2 separate regions of the Homo sapiens genome follow, and region 1 is linked to region 2. Evidence: chromatin loops called from intact Hi-C (ENCODE). Cell type or tissue: pancreas. All regions are shown on one strand.

The links. A loop is a pair of places that touch in the nucleus more often than their neighbours do. Peaks named below come from ENCODE experiments on the same cell type or tissue, not always from the same donor. Only the 100,000 strongest peaks of a DNase experiment are listed, where the experiment ranks them.
Region 1: it touches region 2 in a loop (3-fold over the local background); 104 of 110 quality-filtered maps call a loop at or near these places.

Annotation. Positions count from the first base shown.
Region 1 is chr1:204,365,309-204,370,308 of GRCh38, reverse strand. It overlaps LINC00628 (long intergenic non-protein coding RNA 628), which reads left to right and starts at 590. Exons shown (of 1, transcript NR_027022.1): 1 at 590-1,879. It also overlaps a transcript of PLEKHA6 not described here. In pancreas, no CTCF peak of the experiment used is centred here; no DNase peak of the experiment used is centred here.
Region 2 is chr1:204,154,879-204,159,878 of GRCh38, reverse strand. REN (renin) reads left to right here. Exons shown (of 10, transcript NM_000537.4): 5 at 284-480; 6 at 2,510-2,518; 7 at 3,083-3,202; 8 at 3,560-3,701; 9 at 3,961-4,059; 10 at 4,702-5,000. The coding sequence ends at 4,863. Among named protein-coding and RNA genes, the nearest start is that of ETNK2, 5.3 kb to the right of the region's middle. In pancreas, no CTCF peak of the experiment used is centred here; no DNase peak of the experiment used is centred here.

The sequences.
Region 1 (5,000 bases), 210 kb before region 2:
CACACAGGATGAAGCCTTTGGCTTGTTCAGAGTCCTTTTCTTTTTAGCTTCTGAGCTGGGATCATTTCTGGAAGAGACTTCAGGGATCATGGAGTTCGACTCTTCATTTTATGGTAGAAACATTGAAGAACAGAGAGGAAGTACCTGGCTCAAGGCCATTTGACTAATAAGCAAAGTGGTGTCATGGTTAAAGGCATACATTTTGGAGGCAGAGAGATCTGAGCTCAATCTTGGTTCTATTGCTTCCAGTGTGCTCTTGCACTAGGGGTTTAATTCTTCCTGGACTTAGCTTCTTCATCTTTATAATGGGGAGAGGATTATGAACCTCAAAAAAGTAGTAGCATTACATCAGAGAGGTGGCTCCCAAAATGGAGGTGGCTGCTGCTGTTATTGTCACCATTGTATTTCCAACTTGCAGCGAGGCCTCCTGACTCTAAGGCCAGGGCTGTTTTCTTCTACCAGGTTGATGGTGGTGTCACCTTCAGTGTTTCAGCTGTTTACAGGTTGAGTCCTTCCACCTCATTATCATCCTAGGTAGGAGTGGAAGATGAATACCAGCCTGTGAGCCAATGCTTTCATTTTTGGCTGCAGCCAACTGGTTGTCTAAGGCTGGGAAGGGGTTAAGATGCCCCCGGAGCTTGCCGCGAGGGCAGCTGCCTCAGCGGGCACTCCGCCTGGATGGGAATATAAGCACTCTTGGTGTTGCCCAGGCAGAGAGGGCAGTGTGGAGGGAAGTTGCTAGAAAAAGGCAGGGGACATAATCCATACTGGCCTCTTTCCCAGGCACATCACAGTGGCAGAATTATTTATGATTCTGACCCAATGGGGATCCCTCTACTTGGGGAGACTGCCAACCCACGCCCTCCTGAATGGCAACGTCCTCCCACAGAGACAGAGGGGAACAAGTAGCATTTATGGAGCGGCACAGAGGAAAGAGTGTGGGCTTTGGAGACAGCACAGCAGCACTCACATCCCGGCCCAGACACTTCCTGTGTGACCTTGAGCCAGTTGATGAACCTGTCTGGGCCTCTGTTTCCTCATCTGTTATCGGCGAAAATGTTTCGGAGGACACCTATTGTATAATGTTGCTATGCAGATTAAATGCACTAGCAGAGGCAAAGTGCATAGCTTAGAGGAAGGAAGTACTCGCTAAGTGGTAGCTGGTGTGATAGGTGGGCCAAGTCCTGGCAGGAGCTGGGCTTGCTGGCTGCCCTGTTTTGCTGAAACAGCAGCATCACCATCAGCAGCAACTGTGGAAATATAGACCCTTGATAAATACAGGTGAATAAAATGAATGATTAGAAACTGGACCTGCCACTCTGCAGAACCCAGGCACTGCTCCCCAGCAGCTGGTGCCTCAAAGCAGCTGCTAACATGGCAGGAGACAGTCAGACCAGCAGTGAATAGCTATGCTTCGTAAGACTTCATACACAAGGCAGGCGTGTGGACTGACCAGAAAGGTGGCAGTCACTGTCCATCAAGAGAATCCCCACCTGTTTTCCAATATGTCAGCCAGGAGGCTCGCACTCCCAAAAGGAATGTTCTCAGCCAGCTCCCTGACTGTCCCCACCTCTGACAGTGGACTCTCTTGGGTCTCTCAAAAGGCTCCTCCTCCTCAGCCATGGGGTGAAGGAATCCTGTTTGCCGGGGAGGCGGGATGCTGCCCAGGGTGGCTGTTTTGGGAGAGCGAGCAGGATGAGATAGTGCCTATGAGTGATCTTTGGAGATGGAGGTGCTATGGCCACCTGTGGGGACTGCCTGGGTGCCTCCTGGCCACTGTCAACTTCCTTGCTCACACTGAGATTCTGTGATTCTCCTCTGAGCATTTCCATGGATAATTTTTTTTTTTCAGAGACACTATTAAAGATTTTAAAAATTGCAAGTCTCTTCATTTTCCTGGGGCTGATTTCCTAGGTCCTTGGTTTCCTGTCCAGAAAGAGCACAGCCTGATGGCCATAACGCTGGCCTGGTATTTGGAGACTTGAGTCTTACTCGGATCTTAGGTGTTAATGATCTGTGATGAGTTCCTGGGGCAAGTGACCTGCCCTTCTGGTTAGATGATCCTGAGGACACTTCCAGGGGAACCATCTGTGTGTTCACTGTTGTATCCAGGGGCTGGCACAGGGCCTGGCGCATCGTAGATGCTCAGTAAAGATTTGTTGAATGAATAAGTGCATCCTGCCAGGCTATGATTCATTCGGTCACTTCACCGCTCATTGACGGAGGACATCCCGTCCACTCCCATATCTCTCATTATTTGCTGGGAATCTCACTGCTAGAAATCACGGACAAAAAAGGATGGAATGGTTGGTTTGAACTCGGCTGGCTTATATTTGGATTTTCCTGACTGTCCAGGCACCCATCCCTCCTAAGTGCAGGTGGGGTTTGTGGGAAGAGAGGAAGAGAGGTTGATCCCAGGGTATCTCATTCTGGTGATTTTGCTTCCTCACAGGTTTGCCCAAGGGCTGGGAAGTGGATTCCACCCAGGAAGGAGCTGTGTATTTCATCAAGTGAGTAAGACGCAGTTTCCTTTCTGATGTCGCTGTTGGTTCTACTTTCATCCTTGTCAGGAGGAGAGATGGTTAAAGTGTCTGGTTTTTCACTGAAGGCACTGCTGGGTCTGTGATTGGCTAGGAGGTGCCGAGGCTCCTGAGAGCTGAGATAGAGATGGGAACGTATGTATCAGTGCGTCTGTTTATGTTGGCCTGGGCAGTAACCAGTGTCAGTCCTGGTAAGTTTCCTGGGGTGGGGTGGGTGGAGTGTTGGGCTGGGCTGTACCGGTGGGAAGGAGATGGCTCAACAAAGTAGAGGAACGAGGCTGTTCTAGACACACAGGCAGAGGTTCAGAGGCAGGAGACGCAGCCGCGGGGCAGGATGTGGAGGCAGTGGGAAGGGAAGGTGTCCGTGGGGTGTACGAAGGAGGACATCAGACTGGTGGTGGCAAGGCCAGCTCCGGTCACTCTTGCTCTTGTGGATGGGGGCATCTGCGATTCTGGGGGTGGTTTGTGTGGGCGGAGATGCCCTATTTTCCTCCTAGGAGTTGGTCAGGCCCCTCTGTGGGCTGGGGAGCCCTTATTTCCTGCCGTGGCTAAAGGTGTGCCTTGGGAAGTTGCCCTGGACTTAATCTTGGAAGCAGAAGACAGAGCTCTTTGGGCTGGGGTGGTGCATGAGCTACCCAGTTGAACTCACTTCTCTCTGCCTTGGCCTGGGTCTCTCCATCTGGTTTCATTCGCAAGGGTGAGGCTCAGCGTGCCCAGGCCTGTGGGCCTCACCTTCTGGTCTGGCCTCAGATTCTGCAGGGATGGTGAAGCGCCTCTGCCCAGCCTCCTGGGGCAATGGCACCACCAGAGGGAGCCCCAGTCTAGCCAGGGCAGGGAGGACCCTTGTCTCATCCCCTTTCCGTCCCTCTCTGCTTTGAAATCCTCATCCATCTGTACTAGGAGGGGTTACGTTTCCAATCCCCCACCGCCAAGATCTGCCAGCACTTAGATCTGCCACCATCTACCACCTACATCAGCTTAGCCGCTAACCTATTTTTTCTTTTTTTTAAGATAGGGTCTCACTCTGTCACCCAGGCTGGAGTGCAGTGGTGCGATCTCAGTTCACTGCAATTTCCATCTCCGGGGTTCAAGAGATTCTCGTGCCTCTGCCTCCTGAGTAGCTGGGACTACAGGTGCCCACCACCATGCCTGGCTAATTTTTGTATTTTTGGTCAAGATGGGGTTTTGTCATGTTGGCCAGGCTGGTCTCGAACACCTGGCCTCCAGGGATCCATCCACCTTGGCCTCCCAAAGTGCTGGGATTACAGGCGTGAGCCACCATGCCTGGGCCTGTTAACCATATTCTTAAAGCGAAAGCAAATTTTTCTTTTCTTTCTTTTCTTCTTTTTCTTTTTCTTTTGTTCCTCCTCCTTCTCCTCCTCCTCTTTCTCCTCTTCTTCCTGCTCTTCCTCCTTCTTCGTCTTCCTTTCAAAGTATCTGTTCTGGAAATTATTCTAATATCACATGACAGTTATAGACTGAATTTTTCCTGTTTGGACCCAAATGCTTCTTGCTTCAGTTAAGAATTGTGAATTGTTTCTTCTTTTCTCCCTCTTGCAGATACCATCTTCATATTCCTTTTGGTACATGGCTCTAGAGATTGTTCACTAAACACTTTCACATGTATTACGGCATCTCACCAGTCCCTAGAAACGTACCTGTCCACCTCTCTGACCTCGTGTCCCATGACTGGCTGGCTGTGCTGCCATCTTTCCTTCCCACCATCATGTCAAACCCATTCCCACCTCAGAGCCTTGGCGCTTGCTGTTCCCCCTGCCTGGGAGCACTGTCCTCCCATTTCCACACACCTGGTTCCGACTTCTCGATTAGCCCATGTCACCTCCTCAGAGAGGCCATGCCTGACTGCTCTGCCTGAATTCCCCCACCCCTCCACACTCTTACTCTTACTTTTCTTCACAGCACCTGGCACTACCTGAAACACGTTTGTTTATGTATCTGTTTGGTTATGTATTTCTGGTCCCCCCACTGCTGTGTAAGTCCTGGGAGCAGATTCTGGCTATTGTGTTTTTCACTCCCTCCTAGAACCTTTCTGGTGCATGATAGCAATCCAGTATTTCCTGAAATGAATGCATGCATGATAAACATTGGGAGACAAACAACACAGGCATAATTGATTTCTGCTTCAGCTACCAGCCCAGAGCTTTCTTCTGAGCTCCCTCAATTCATTGTGTCCAGACTTGAAGTCATTGCTTCTCTGTGCCGGTTCCATCTTTTCTAGAAATACCAGCAAAGCAGAGCCCTCGGAGATACCCTCAACCTTTCCCGCTCTCATGCCTCCCCCATGGGTCCTGTCAATTCTCCTCCCAAATATCTCTCAACCCACCCACTTCTCGATATCTCCATAGCCATGGCCTGAGTTCAGGCCCACATGGACTCTCACTTCCATTATTGTAGAAGCTTTCCAACTGATCTTCCTGCCTCCAGGCCATAATGCTGCAA
Region 2 (5,000 bases):
GGAGGGGAGGAGCTCTTGGCAGCTTTTCTTTTGCTGCTTGGCAGGACCACCCTCTCAGCCTCTGCTCTCCGATCCCTGGTCAACTCTAGCTCTCTCTGGGCTCCGCAGCAGAGATGTGTATTGGCACAGAGTGTGTGCGTGCAGGGTTGAGGAAATACTCTTACCCCGATTTCTGTACCCTGGAGCATGTGTGCCCCTGGGATCCCTAGTGTGGAAGCCCAGACCAGACTCCAACCAAGGAGTGGGCAGTGGGCTTGGTCTCCTCTGGTCCTTCCTCCCACAGGTGGGTGGAATCACGGTGACACAGATGTTTGGAGAGGTCACGGAGATGCCCGCCTTACCCTTCATGCTGGCCGAGTTTGATGGGGTTGTGGGCATGGGCTTCATTGAACAGGCCATTGGCAGGGTCACCCCTATCTTCGACAACATCATCTCCCAAGGGGTGCTAAAAGAGGACGTCTTCTCTTTCTACTACAACAGGTGGGGACTGGGACTCCAAGGGCTGAGGTGGGGGGACAGGAGGGGAGAAGAGATGGGGAGTGGAAGGAGAGTCTGGGCCAGAATTGTAAAGTGTTTGTAATTAGGTGACAGCCAATCAATATCTAGAGCTGTACTAGCCAATATGGAAGGCACTATTGAAATTTAAATTAATTAAATACAGTTAAGCATCAATTAAGCATTCAACTGGTGGCTCTTAGTTGTACTAGCCACACGTCAAATGCCTGGCAGCCACGGTGGCTAGTAACTACAGTCTTATGACAGTGCAGATAGAGAATATTCCCAGCATGACAGGACATTCTAATAGACAGCGCCACTCTGGAGCAAGAGGAGATGCAAGGTGGGGGCGATGGTAAATAAGGGATTACTGTGACCTGTAGCCCTGCCTGTTAGGGCCATGGCTCCTCCCACACAGAGACAGCCAACTTCAGTCATCCATTAGATCCTTCATTCGTTTGTTTGCTCACTCATCAGTTCAGTAAATGCTATGTGCCAAGCACTGTGGTAGGCTCTGGGGGTGCAGCAGTGAACACAGTGAACAAGGCAGAATCTGTACTCCCCTACCCACATAGAGCTTACAGGCTAACAGGGAAGACAAGACATATTCCAACATAAAGAGTGTCACAGGCAGGCAGCAAGTGTGGTGCTGAAAACCATGGATGCTTTTCAATTCTAGGCTGAGCTTATATGCAGCTCAGCCAGCCTTGGGGAAGCTCTTGAGCAGGGTTGGGCTCTACTCCAAACTGCTGGGCTTAGAAAGATGGCATGAGTTGGAGACAAGAGAGCTGGAGGCAAAAGGGGCTGGGTGCAGTGGCTCATGCCTGTAATCCCAGCACTTTGGGAGGCCAAGGCGAGAGGATCGCATGAGCCCAGGAGTTAAGGCTTCAGTGAGCAGTGATTGTGCCACTGCACTCCAGCTAAGGCAACAGAGTGAGATCCAGTCTCAAAAAAAAAAAAAAAAAAAAAAAAGTCACAAGGGTAAGAACATGAGGCCAGTGGCAAAAAGAATAGAGGAGAGGATCAGAGTTCAGAGAAATCTCACAGTAAAATGGAGAGGAGTCTCCGGTTTGGTGATAGAAAGTGAGGCCTTGAGAAAAGGCCAATTGGCGGCTCTGCATTCAGGGGTGGTCTTTAGAAGAACTGTTTTAGAGGAAGTGGGGGCAAGGCCAGATGGCAAGAAGTTAAGAGGTGGACGACGTGGGTGTCAGGAAGTGGAGGTCATGAGATGTAGGCTGCCCTGGGACATTCAACAGGGAAGGGAATGGGGGGTGGCGTGGGGGGTGAGATCCAGAAGCAGAAGAGGAAGGGTGGGTGTTTTTAAATGCTAGAGGATGCTCGAGTGATGCCTGTAGGTGGAGGAAGAAGCCAATGGAAAGAAAGAGATTAAAAATGTGGAAAGAAGAGGAGCTAAATGGGGGCACTGGAGTTTGGAGGCCTTGAAAGAGATGAGGTTCCAGCAGACAGGAAGAAGCCAGGTTTTGCAGAGGAGAGGGCTGGCCTCTTCTTTTATCTTGGGATGGGAAGGAGGGAACATCCAGAGAGATACTGAAGTGTTGAGAGACAGGCAGGAGGGAATTTGTGCTAGCATATACACATACATTCCGAATTTATAAAAACACAAGTAGTTTGCAGTTGCACAAAATAACATATGCACACCTACACACCCATGCACACATGTGCATGTGTGAATTCTAGTATGAATTCTGGAAAAACACATCACACACACAGGCATGCCCTGGAGACTAGGCCTACAGTAGTCCCTGAGCCAAGTGCAGTGAGGAGGAAAGGAAGGTGAGGGGAATCAGCTCCAGACGGGGCACCAGGAGCCTGGCTCCAGTCCCCCACTTGTTCACTCATGGACTGGGTAACTTCAGGCAAGTGACTTCGCCTCTTGGTGACTCCATTGCCTGAAGGGCAAAGAGAGTACATAACACCCACCCTGCCAAACAGCAGGGCTGATGAGGCTGGCATGAAATGAAGCTTCCTTTCTGCTGTCTCTCTTTCTCTGCAGAGATTCCGAGTAAGGAGACAAAACCCCCACATGGCTGTGACCTTCCAGTACTCCCCGAGCACCTGACCTAGAATTACACACGCCACCGGCCCAAAACTCACATCAGCAAGCCCAGCCTCCGCTAGATGCCGAAGTTCTCTGTCTCTCCTTCCTGCTCTCTCCATGCCACCTGCCCACCCCATACCCAATAGCCTCCCCAGGGTCCCCTCCCATGCACCTGCTCAATCAGCAGCAACCCAAGAGTGAGGGGTGTCCATTTGTGTCTTGTTCACATCCACTCACTGTCCTTGTACCTGCTCCTTTTCTGTGACCTCTCTGGGGATGCTTTTTGGGGGAACAGCTGGACTACCCTGGAACAACCTCTGGTTGGTCTTGGGGAGGGGAAGAAAGGCAGAGAAGCAGTATGTTCTGCATGCTTCCCAACGACAGCTCCGAGCCTGGCTGTCTGTCCCACATTCCTCTGCTCTAGAGCCCTCTGTCCTCCCCTGCACCCTTGTGCAACCTTCCCCAATTGCCTGAGTTGCTGGGTCCTGGAGGTTATGGGTTTCCAAGAGCTTCTGATCTTTCCTTTAGGAATTCCCAATCGCTGGGAGGACAGATTGTGCTGGGAGGCAGCGACCCCCAGCATTACGAAGGGAATTTCCACTATATCAACCTCATCAAGACTGGTGTCTGGCAGATTCAAATGAAGGGGTCAGAAATCCTCAACCCTCCCCGGGCTCCAAAAAATGCTGCCGTCACTGGGGTTGGGGAGGGTGGGGAAGGACTGCATTACCATCCTGCCCTCTTTCCAAATGCAGCCACTTCTTAAGCACAGCCACCATTTGCTCTCTGCCTGCTCTGTCCAGGCTGGGGAACAGAGAAGGGAGGGGCCTGGGGAGAAGTGGTGGAGGGTGACAGTACCTTCCCTCCTCTACTCACTGCCTCAACAGGCCACCAGCGTGGCCTCCACCCACCCACCCACACTCAGGAAGGACATGCAGCCTGGAGGTGCCCCATCAGCCTTCTGTCTGTCTGTCTGTCTGTCTGTCTGACTGTGGCCTCCCCCAGGGTGTCTGTGGGGTCATCCACCTTGCTCTGTGAAGACGGCTGCCTGGCATTGGTAGACACCGGTGCATCCTACATCTCAGGTTCTACCAGCTCCATAGAGAAGCTCATGGAGGCCTTGGGAGCCAAGAAGAGGCTGTTTGATGTAAGAAGCCAAAGAGGGAAGGTGCTGTGGGTGGGGGGAGCGCCACCTGGTATCGGCTCACAAATCCCCCAGGCAAATGAGGCCATCTCAGGCCTTCGCTTGTTCACCTCACACTCTCCACACATGTGGCTGGTCACCCATGGGGCGGGGCACTGTCCCCAGCCCTCTCCAGCAGAGAGACCAGGCCACCAGCGCAGGACTCCTTGTCTGCTGAGACGTCTTCCATACTCAAGAAGGCTCTCTTTGCCCCCCACCCCAGTATGTCGTGAAGTGTAACGAGGGCCCTACACTCCCCGACATCTCTTTCCACCTGGGAGGCAAAGAATACACGCTCACCAGCGCGGACTATGTATTTCAGGTGAGGTTCGAGTCGGCCCCCTCGGTGGCAGGGAGAAAGGCTGGACAGAGACCCTCAAAGAGTGACAGATTACAATGCACAGGTCATGTTAGAACTGTAGTTCTCAAACTTGGCTGTGCATGTCACCTGGAGAGCTTTGAAAAATCCTGGTACCTGGGCCACATCCCATACCTATTAAATCAGAACCTCTAGAAGTGGCACCTGGGGTTCAGTTTCCCCAGGTGATTCCAATGTGTGGCCATGTTTGGGCATCACTATGCCTGTTCCCTCATCTCCATTTTCTCATCAAATACTCCCAAGAATCCTATGCTCCTATATTCTTACCCTCTTTTCATAATCAATAGGCTTAGAGAAGTTGAATAACTTGTCTAGGATCAGAAGCTAAGGCAAACTGTAAGCTCCTGAAGGAAGCACGGTGCCTGATGCATTGTTTGCCTGGGATCTAGCACAGGGGCTAAACATAGGAGTGGTGCAGTCCACGATGGGGCAAAATGGCCATGATGTGAGGGAGGCCCAGTGTGGCTAGGGGAGAGATGGGGGCGAGAGGGGGAATGTTGCTGAAGACAGTTGCTGGGGGTCAGGCAAGGTGAAAGGAGAATGCTCATGTGCTGGGTATGGAGAAACTCTCCCCCTTCCTGCCAGGAATCCTACAGTAGTAAAAAGCTGTGCACACTGGCCATCCACGCCATGGATATCCCGCCACCCACTGGACCCACCTGGGCCCTGGGGGCCACCTTCATCCGAAAGTTCTACACAGAGTTTGATCGGCGTAACAACCGCATTGGCTTCGCCTTGGCCCGCTGAGGCCCTCTGCCACCCAGGCAGGCCCTGCCTTCAGCCCTGGCCCAGAGCTGGAACACTCTCTGAGATGCCCCTCTGCCTGGGCTTATGCCCTCAGATGGAGACATTGGATGTGGAGCTCCTGCTGGATGCGTGCCCTG